2 separate regions of the Homo sapiens genome follow, and region 1 is linked to region 2. Evidence: read pairs that join two places in POLR2A ChIA-PET (ENCODE). Cell type or tissue: K562. All regions are shown on one strand. Links, peaks and the distances in the headings refer to the core of each region. The heading gives the core; the rest is flanking DNA.

Evidence for each region. Peaks named below come from ENCODE experiments on the same cell type or tissue, not always from the same donor. Only the 100,000 strongest peaks of a DNase experiment are listed, where the experiment ranks them.
Region 1: POLR2A ChIA-PET joins it to region 2 with 8 read pairs; 19 of 35 experiments call an interaction of 5 or more read pairs at or near these places.

Annotation. Positions count from the first base shown.
Region 1 is chr3:47,480,161-47,484,543 of GRCh38, forward strand. LOC105377073 (a long non-coding RNA gene) reads left to right here. Exons shown (of 3, transcript XR_940821.3): 3 at 2,176-2,310. Among named protein-coding and RNA genes, the nearest start is that of SCAP, 6.4 kb to the left of the region's middle. In K562, for the core only: no CTCF peak of the experiment used is centred there; DNase peaks (open chromatin) are centred at 1,731 and 2,261.
Region 2 is chr3:47,422,336-47,426,718 of GRCh38, forward strand. It overlaps SCAP (SREBF chaperone), which reads right to left. Exons shown (of 23, transcript NM_012235.4): 7 at 3,662-3,834; 8 at 3,150-3,276; 9 at 1,598-1,710; 10 at 107-201. Among named protein-coding and RNA genes, the nearest start is that of PTPN23-DT, 43 kb to the left of the region's middle. In K562, for the core only: no CTCF peak of the experiment used is centred there; no DNase peak of the experiment used is centred there.

The DNA.
Region 1 (4,383 bases), core at 73-4,072, 58 kb after region 2:
GCACGGTGGTTCACTCCTGTAATCCCAGCATTTTGGGAGGCCGAGGCAGGCAGATCACCTGAGCAGGAGTTCGAGACCAGCCTGACCAACATGGAGAAACCCTGTCTCTACTAAAAATACAAAATTAGCCAGGTGTGGTGGCGCATGCCTGTAATCCCAGCTACTCAGGAGACTGAGGCAGGAGAATAGCTTGAACCTGGGAGGCAGAAGTTGTGGTGAGCCGAGATCGTGCCATTGCACTCCAGCCTGGGCAACAAGAGCAACACGCTGAGAGAAAAAAAAGAAAAAGAAAAGGAAGCAACATGGAGTCAACCATGTCAGGTTTTTCTTACTGCCATAATTTTGCAAAGGTGATTTCGTATCAATCCTTTATTTTAAGAGATAGGGTATTGCTCTATGGTCCAGGCTGGAATGCGGTGGCACAATCACAGCTCACTGCAGCCTTGACCTCCTGGGCTCAAGCAAGCTTCCCAAGTAGCTGGGACCACAGGTGGGTATGACCACTCCCAGCTAAATTTCAGAGTTTTTTAAATAGAGATGAGGGTCTCTCTGTTGCCCAGGCTGGTCTTGAACTCTTGGCCTCAGGCAACTCTCCCATCTTGGCCTCCACAAGTGCTAGGATTATAGGTGTGAGCCACCATACCCAGCCCCTATCTTATTTTTGATGCACTTCCAGTTAAGTTGCAGAAACCTGATTTTAGTTTTTATATATAGTAAATCAAATGGAACAGTTCCATTTAGCCCTAACTAGGTAGAGCTCAACTTTACTTCAGATTGTTCCCCATAAGAAAGGTGAATTCAGGCCGGGCACGATGGCTCATGCCTGTAATCCCAGCACTTTGGGAGGCCAAGGCAGGCGGATCACGAGGTCAGGAGATTGAGACCATGCTGGCTAACATGGTGAAACCCCGTCTCTACTAAAGAAAATACAAAAAATTAGCCAGGCGTGGTGGCGGGCGCCTGTAGTCCCAGCTACTGGGGAGGCTGAGGCAGAAGAATGGCGTGAACCTGGGAGGCAGAGCTTGCAGTGAGCCAAGATTGCGCCACTGCACTCCAGCCTGGGAGAAAGAGCGAGACTCCGTCTCGAAAAAAAAAAAAAAAAGAAAGGTGAATTTGAATTCAGGCCAGGCATGGTGGCTCACGCCTGTAATCCCAGCACTTCGGGAGGCCAAGGCGGGCGGATCACTTAAGGTCAGGAGTTCGAGACCAGCCTCCCAACATGGTGAAACCCCATCTCTACTAAAAATACATAAATGAGCCAGGCATGGTGATGCATGCCTGTAATCCCAGCTACTTGGGAGGCTGAGGGATGAGAATCCCTTGAACCTGGGAGACGGAGGTTGCAATGATCTGAGATCACGACACTGCACTCCAGCCTGGGCAACAGAGTGAGACTCTGTTGTTGTAACCGAGTGAGTTATAGAGAAACACCACACTTTGAGATGAATTGAGGAGTCCTTTATTAGCCAGTGACCGAGAGACGGCTAGCACTCAAAATTCTCTCAGCCCCAAAGAAGGGTCTAGATTTTCTTTTATACTTTGGTTTGGCAAGGGGAAGGGAAATCGAGTTGAAGCAATCTCACAGAAGTAAAAACAGGCAAAAAAAGTTAAAAAGACAAATGGTTACAGGAAAACAGTTCCAGGTGCAGGGGCTTTAAATTCATCACAAGGTGATAGGTGCGTGGGCTCTGGGTGCTATCTACAGGACACAAATGCGGGGGCTTAGGATACTATCACCTGAGCGAATTTCTGGGAACTGTGGACAGAGCTTGCCACAGTACCTTATCAGTTAATTGCACTTTTTGATGTGCTGGGAGTCAGCTTGCACAAGTTAAGTCCTTGAGGAAGGGGGTGGGTAAGGAGCCCTTGATGTCTTGCAAATGAAGGAGCCAAATGGAGTCTGTCCGGCTTTCTCAGCTAAGGAAGAGTCTATTCATATTAAAACAAGGTAAGGTATCACACTGTCTCAAAAAAAAAAAAAAAAAAAAAAAAGAAAGGTAAATTCAAAAACTTTAAAAACTAAATGTGGCATGGAAATCAAGAAATGATAACAATTTCTAATACTTGAGCTTCTACCCTGGGCCAATTCTCAAACCTGATCTCAATTAATCCTCAGAACAATCTTGAAATATAGAGGCTAAGTTTATTTTACAAATGTAGAAAATTTCTCTGCAGAGAGGAGATGATGTGTCCAAGGTCACTCTGAGAACTGAACAGAGGGCCGCCTTCTGGGACCCAAGACTCCAGGTTCCAGCCCACTGCCCAGCTGCCTCACCCTGTCATGAGCACAATAAAGGAGTTTCATGATTATGTGGATGTGTCTTTGCAATCACTCACACTGAGGATCATGCTTATCATGAATTAGCCATTAGTGATAGCAGCTGGCAACATCTTAAAGTGGAAAGAGCTGCTTCAGGGCCAGACTCCTTTTATTCAAATCCTGGCTCTGACACAAGCAGTACCTCTGTGGCTGGGAGAATTAACTTCACCTCAGGGAACCTCGAATTAGGAGTCAGGTTCCAAGATGCAAACAACACCAACAGCTGTGGGTTTTGAAAACAATAAAATTGGAGGGTGAACACATGTAAAATGCCTACACTGAAATAAACGGTAGCTTTTTTTTTTTTTTTTGAGATGGAGTCTCGCTCTGTCGCCCAGGCTGAAGTGCAGTGGAGTAATCTCAGCTCACTGCAAGCTCCGCCTCCCGGGTTCACACCATTCTCCTGCCTCAGCCTCCCGAGTAGCTGGGACTACAGGCGCCCACCACCATGCCCAGCTAATTTTTTGTATTTTTAGTAGAGACGGGTTTTCACCATGTTAGCCAGGATGGTCTCGATCTCCTGACCTCGTGATCCGCCTGCCTTGGCCTCCCAAAGTGCTGGGATTACAGGCGTGAGCCACCGCGCCCAGCTTTTTTTTTTTTTTGAGATAGAGTCTCACTCTGTCGCCCAGGCTGGAGTGCAGTGGCGCGATCTCAGCTCATTGCAACCTCCACCTCCTGGATTCAAGTAAGTCTCCTGCCTCAGCCTCCTGAGTAGCTGGGACTGCAGGCACGCGCCACCACAGCCAGCTAATTTTTGTATTTTTAGTAGAGACAGGGTTTCACCATGTTGGCCAGGATGGATGGTCTCAATCTCTTGACCTCGTGATCCGCCCACCTTGGCTTTCCAAAATGCTGGGATTACAGGCATAAGCCACCGCACCTGGCCCCAATGGTAGCTTCAATAACCATGATACAATCATTTAAAAATATTTAAAATGTCAAAGTTGAATGAATACATTTATTCAATGTCTTTATTACCTATCAAATTCCTACCATGTGTCAGAGACCAGGAATACAATAAGTTAATTTCCTGTACTAAAGAAGTTAACTGTCTTAGTGTTGAACCTTTAAACAAAACCTTATAGGAAATATAAGGTTTATTACAGAGGTCATAATAGCCCATAATAATAACCAATTATTGATTGTTGGGTTCTTGCCAGAAGCAGGTTTTACAATATATTTATCTCAAATAATCCTTGTGATGACCTTTAGAGGCAGGTAAGATAAACCCCTTCTTTTTTATTTTTATTTTTTTGAGACGGAGTCTCGCTCTGCTGCCCAGGCTGGAGAGCAGTGGCAGGAACTCAGCTCACTGCAAGCTCCGCCTCCCAGGTTCAAGCGATCCTCCTGCTTCAGCCGCCCCCGGTAGCTGGGATTACAGGCACACGCCACCATGCCTGGTTAATTTTTGTTTTTTGTTTTCTCAGTAGAGACGGGGTTCCGCCATGTTGGCCAGGCTGGTCTCTAACTCCTGACCTCAGGTGATCCACCCGCCTCGGCCTCCCAAAGTGCTGGGACTATAGGCATGAGCCACCGCGCCTGGCCGATAAACCCCATTTTAAGTTGTAAAAACCATTGCATCCAGAGCTCTGACAACTTCTCTGAGGTTCCACAGTTGCTGTGTTGCAGAGGCATCATCACATGTTGATCCACCTATCCCCAAAGCCCCTGGACTTCTGCCACTGAGCTTCCAAATGCTATGAGGAAAAGGGAATTGGAAACCAAAGACCAGGAATCATGAAGAAGGTGCTGATGTGATTTTGGGTAGGGCCTTATAGGGTAAGAGCTTGTCAGGCAATAAGAACAACAGCAGTCAGCCAGGCGTGGTGGCTCATGCCTGTAATCCTAGCACTTTGTGAGGCCGAGGTGGGCAGATCACCTGAGGTCAGGAGTTCGAGACCAGCCTGGCCAACATGGAAACCCCATCTCTACTAAAAATACAAAAATTAGCTGGGCGTGGTGGTGCACGCCTGTGGTCTCAGCTACTCGGGAGGCTGAGGCAGGAGAATTGCTTGAACCCAGGAGGCAGAGGCTGCAGTGAGCCGAGATCATGCCACTGC
Region 2 (4,383 bases), core at 283-4,282:
AAGGATGCCTGTGCTGAAGAGGGGAGCACCCTGCCCATGGCTGCACAGCTGGGGAGCACAGCAGTTGCTTCCATGCTCATCCAGGTGGCAGGCCTTGGGGCCTTACCTGGATGGCGGGCACTAGGGTGAAGTAGCCGATGAGGATGATGCCCAGCTCCGTGGCCATGTTCTTCATGATGGACCAGCTCTCGCTGCTTAGGCCTGCAGAGGGCAGCAACAGGGCACAGGGCAACACATGGCCACTCTGCGACATGACTCACACAACCTCATGGGCCTCGGAGTGGCAGAGGCATGGCAAGGCCCCCCAGCCCTTTGAAGGAGCCATTCCACCAAAGCACCCCAACCCTCAGGGTCCTGCTAATGCCCAGACTTTAAGGGGCCATCACCACCACACAGCTGCTACGGGGAACGGGTGTTCACAGCCTGGAGGGTGCAGAGGAGAGCTATAATCATCAAAAGAGGGAAGAAGCAGAGTGTGGAGATGAGAAAATCCACAAGGAAAGCCAAGTGCCACCCACAACAACCACATCCAACCTCCGCATGTGGTTCTTGTCTGGTCTGCACGGGCCAGCATGACAGTGTGCCCATCAACCACATGGCAGAAGCACTCGGCGGGTAGAGGACCTGGCTGCGTTCTTCCTCAAGCCCCTTCCTGTAGTGAGCCCTGATCCCACGCTATCACACTGTCGCATGTCTAAGGCTCTGTGCTCTTACTGGGTAAGGACAATTTCGCCCCATCTCTTCCTAACTCCATATCCAGCACAGGGCCTGGCTTATCACAGAGGCTCACAGAGGTCTGGATGAATGGACGGCTGCCTACAGCCCCATTCCTCACAGACATGGGGTGACGAGGAAGAAGAGGCTCAAGTGACCAGGCCTCCAAGGCCAGGCTCTCCCTTTTCTCATTTTCCCTAGAACCCCAGATCCCCAGTTTCTACCAGCAGGGCCAGAGGGAGCTTTTCTGGCAGCCGTGAAGGCAGCGTCTCTGAAATGGCCAGCCCCCGGGGCTTGGGCCTAGTGTGCTGGAGTGAGGCAGTAAGAGAAAATACTAGGCGCTAAACTCCCCAGACAGAAAGCCACCACCAAACACAAGCCCCACCCACACTGAAGTGCAGTGGTGTGATCACGGCTCACTGCAGCTTTGACCTCCCAGGCTCAAGCAATCCTCCCACCTCAGCCTCTTGAGTAGGTGGGACCACAGGTGCATGCCAATATGCCCTGCTAATTTTTCTATCTTTTGTAGACATGGGGTTTCACCATGTTGCCCAGGCTGGTCTTGAACTCCTGGGCTCAAGTGATCCACCTGCCTCAGCCTCCCAAAGTGCTGGGATTACAGGTGTGAGCCATGGCACCCAGCCTGGTTTACTTTCTTACTGACACATGAACCAGGACGAAGTACAGTCCAATGGCCCCATGGCTCCCCAGGGCACACACTCAAGAGCTGCCAGGGCCCAGTGGCCCACTGCATATTATGCCGGAGGCAAGAGCAAGGGACATTTCAAGGGCTCTGTTTGCTCACAGAGCGTTAACAGCAAGAGGAACAGGCCCCATTCCAGCCCCTCCTGCAGCCCTCTGCCCAACTCTCCCACTGCGTTACCTTGGGCGATCCGCAGCTTCACCTCCAGGTCTACCGGGGTTGAGACCACAGACTTGGTGAGCACCAACACATTCTCTAACCCAATAACCACCACAAGGTAGGGGAAAATCTCGCTGGGGACAGAGAAGGAGAAGGTGAGGACAGTGTTGTGGTGGTTCCCAACAGACTGGGGCCCTCAGGAAGGCTGTGGGGTTTCCAGCCTGTCATGGGGGCTGCTGAGTGACTCCCACAGGTGCTGGGCAGAAACCCTCCCTTGTCCACCTCACCCAACAAGACCTGCATCTACACAGCACTCAGCTTTCAGGCAGGCTCCAGAGCCTTGCAGAGGGGCCAGCAGCCATCCTGTCTCTAGCCATCCAGCACAGGAGGGCTGGAAGAGGCCCCTCAGGGAGAGCTGTGCAGCGCCACTGCTAGACCACACTTCTGCTGGCCCTTCCCAGGAGAAGACTGCTGGCTAAAGACAATGACTGCTGCCAAGACCCACACCAGTAACTCTGGGTGGACCCATCACAGCTAAATGCAAGGAGATGAAACCATCCTGAAGGCCCACTCACCTTTGTTGAGAAGCTGTGTGTGGAGAAGAACGACTGTTCCTACACAAAGCTCTACCAGCTATCTGAGCCCACTGTCCCACACTCCCCGCAGCAAACCCTAAGAAAGTCTATGTGCGAGGAACGCCAGCCAAGTTATACCTTGCAGGACCTCTGCTTTGGAGCCGAAGGAAGGGAGGGCCCTGTGAAGGGTATGGCAGACGGTATGGGGGAGGGTGGTGTTTAACAGTGTCAAGCTCAGGAAAGGGAGCAGGTATCTAAGAGCAACGAAACTACCAGAAACAAAATACGACGTCGCTTTTCATACGACCAGCCTGATGGGCCAAAGTGGTGGACAGGCCAATCCATAATCCATTAATAACCATTAATAGACAGGCAGGCGGGCCTAGCCAGAGCCAAGATCAAAGCCTGAGGACAAGCCGAGGGAAGGGCTTCCAGACTAAGGTTCAGAGAGGAGTGGCAAGGGGAAAGTAAACATCAGTGAAAAAGGCGACAAATTACAGTGTGCTCATATCTTCCAAAGAGCTTCCTCTAAAATGACCTATTTCATTAGGCATTTAAATGTTCTAATCATGAAAAAAAAAATGTTCTCTTCTCTATCTCACACCTCCAGTGGCTTAAGCCATCAAGCTGCAGTGTGTGTGTGGTGTGTGTATATAGAATACATAAACACAGACACACAAATCCGACTACACACATGCAATACATACTCATGTATACACAAACATACCAACACACACCCCTTATATACACACCCAGCCCACAAATATGCACTTTTGTACATATGGACACTCACTATAGCTAGATATGCTATATACAAACACAAGTATGAATACAAGCCAGACAAAGAAGAGGAAGAAAATGTACCTCTTAAATGTCAAAAACAACAATGTGAAGACGTGAGGTCACAGCAAAGTCCAGGGAAGGCCAAGAACCCAGAAGTGCAAGGCTCTCTGGCCTGAGCCCACCCTGTGGCCCAGTGGAGCCTGCTAGGGACCTACCCGCCATTGAGGGTGGGCGTCAGGCCGAAGAGTGTGCAGAGTCCCACAGACATGAGCAGCGAGCTGAGCACTGTGACCACGGCAGCCAGGGCCAGCCCCCACTTGGACTTGACCATGTCGATCTTCCCTGGAGGGCAGAGAGGGCGTATCAGGGCGGCCCCTCCCCCAGCCCCCGGCCCACTGGGGCTCCCGGGAGTAGGTTGCCCTGACAGTCGAGGAAGGGAAAACTCCTGGTTTCACCAAAGGAAAGGGACAGGCACAAGCACTTCCCAGTGTCATGGACACAGTACACCTTTTAGGAACCCTAACCCAGGAAGGGGCTGAAAGTGGGAAGAGCCCCGGCCCCACCCAAGCTCCTAAGACCCTGCTGGGGGACAAAGCCCTAGCTCTGATGACCACCAGGTGTGTTCTATCTCTCTACCCCAAGCCACCTCCAGAGCCAGGGAAGCAGGTGACATGGAAATGCCCGTTTAGCTTGGAGAAAGCCCTCAGCCTCCCTGCCATGAACCTACGCGTGGAGAAGTAGATGTAGGCAAACAAGATGATGTAGGTGGTCACAAGGGGGATGAGCTCAGCGACACCAATCTCCTCCTTGAAGTGCACGTGGACCAGGCTCTCCGCCCGAAGGCTGCAGTTGGGGCTGGGGTGCAGAAGCATCAGGCGGGCACGCAGGCTGCCCAGGAACCTGGTCAAGGAGCAGGGTGGGGGTAAATGGAAGTGTTGCTCTTGGTTCTGGGGACAAAGACAATCCCCGGACAGAGGGTCCATCAGGACCTCCCTCCTGCCCCTGTGTTGAAAGGGAACTTCTCTATGGTGCCTGAGCTTCTCTATAGTCTCCAGGGGCACTGGGAAAATCACAAAGGGGACAAAGTTTTCTCAGGAGCTCCCCCTGCTCCTTTCTTTGTCTCCCTTTCCGGACCTACTCCAACACTCTCTTTTTTATTTATTTATTTATTTTATTTTTTATTTTTTGAGACAAGAGTCTCGCTGTCGCCCAGGCTGGAGTGCAGTGGCGCCATCTGGGCTCACTGCAAGCTCCGCCTCCTGGGTTCACACCATCCTCCTGCCTCAGCCTCCCGAGTAGCTGGGACTACAGGTGCCCACCACCACGCCCGGCTAATTTTTTGTATTTTTAGTAGAGACGGGGTTTCACCGTGTTAGCCAGGATGGTCTCGATCTCCTGACCTCATGATCCGCCTGCCTCGGCCTCCCAAAGTCTGGGATTACAGGCGTG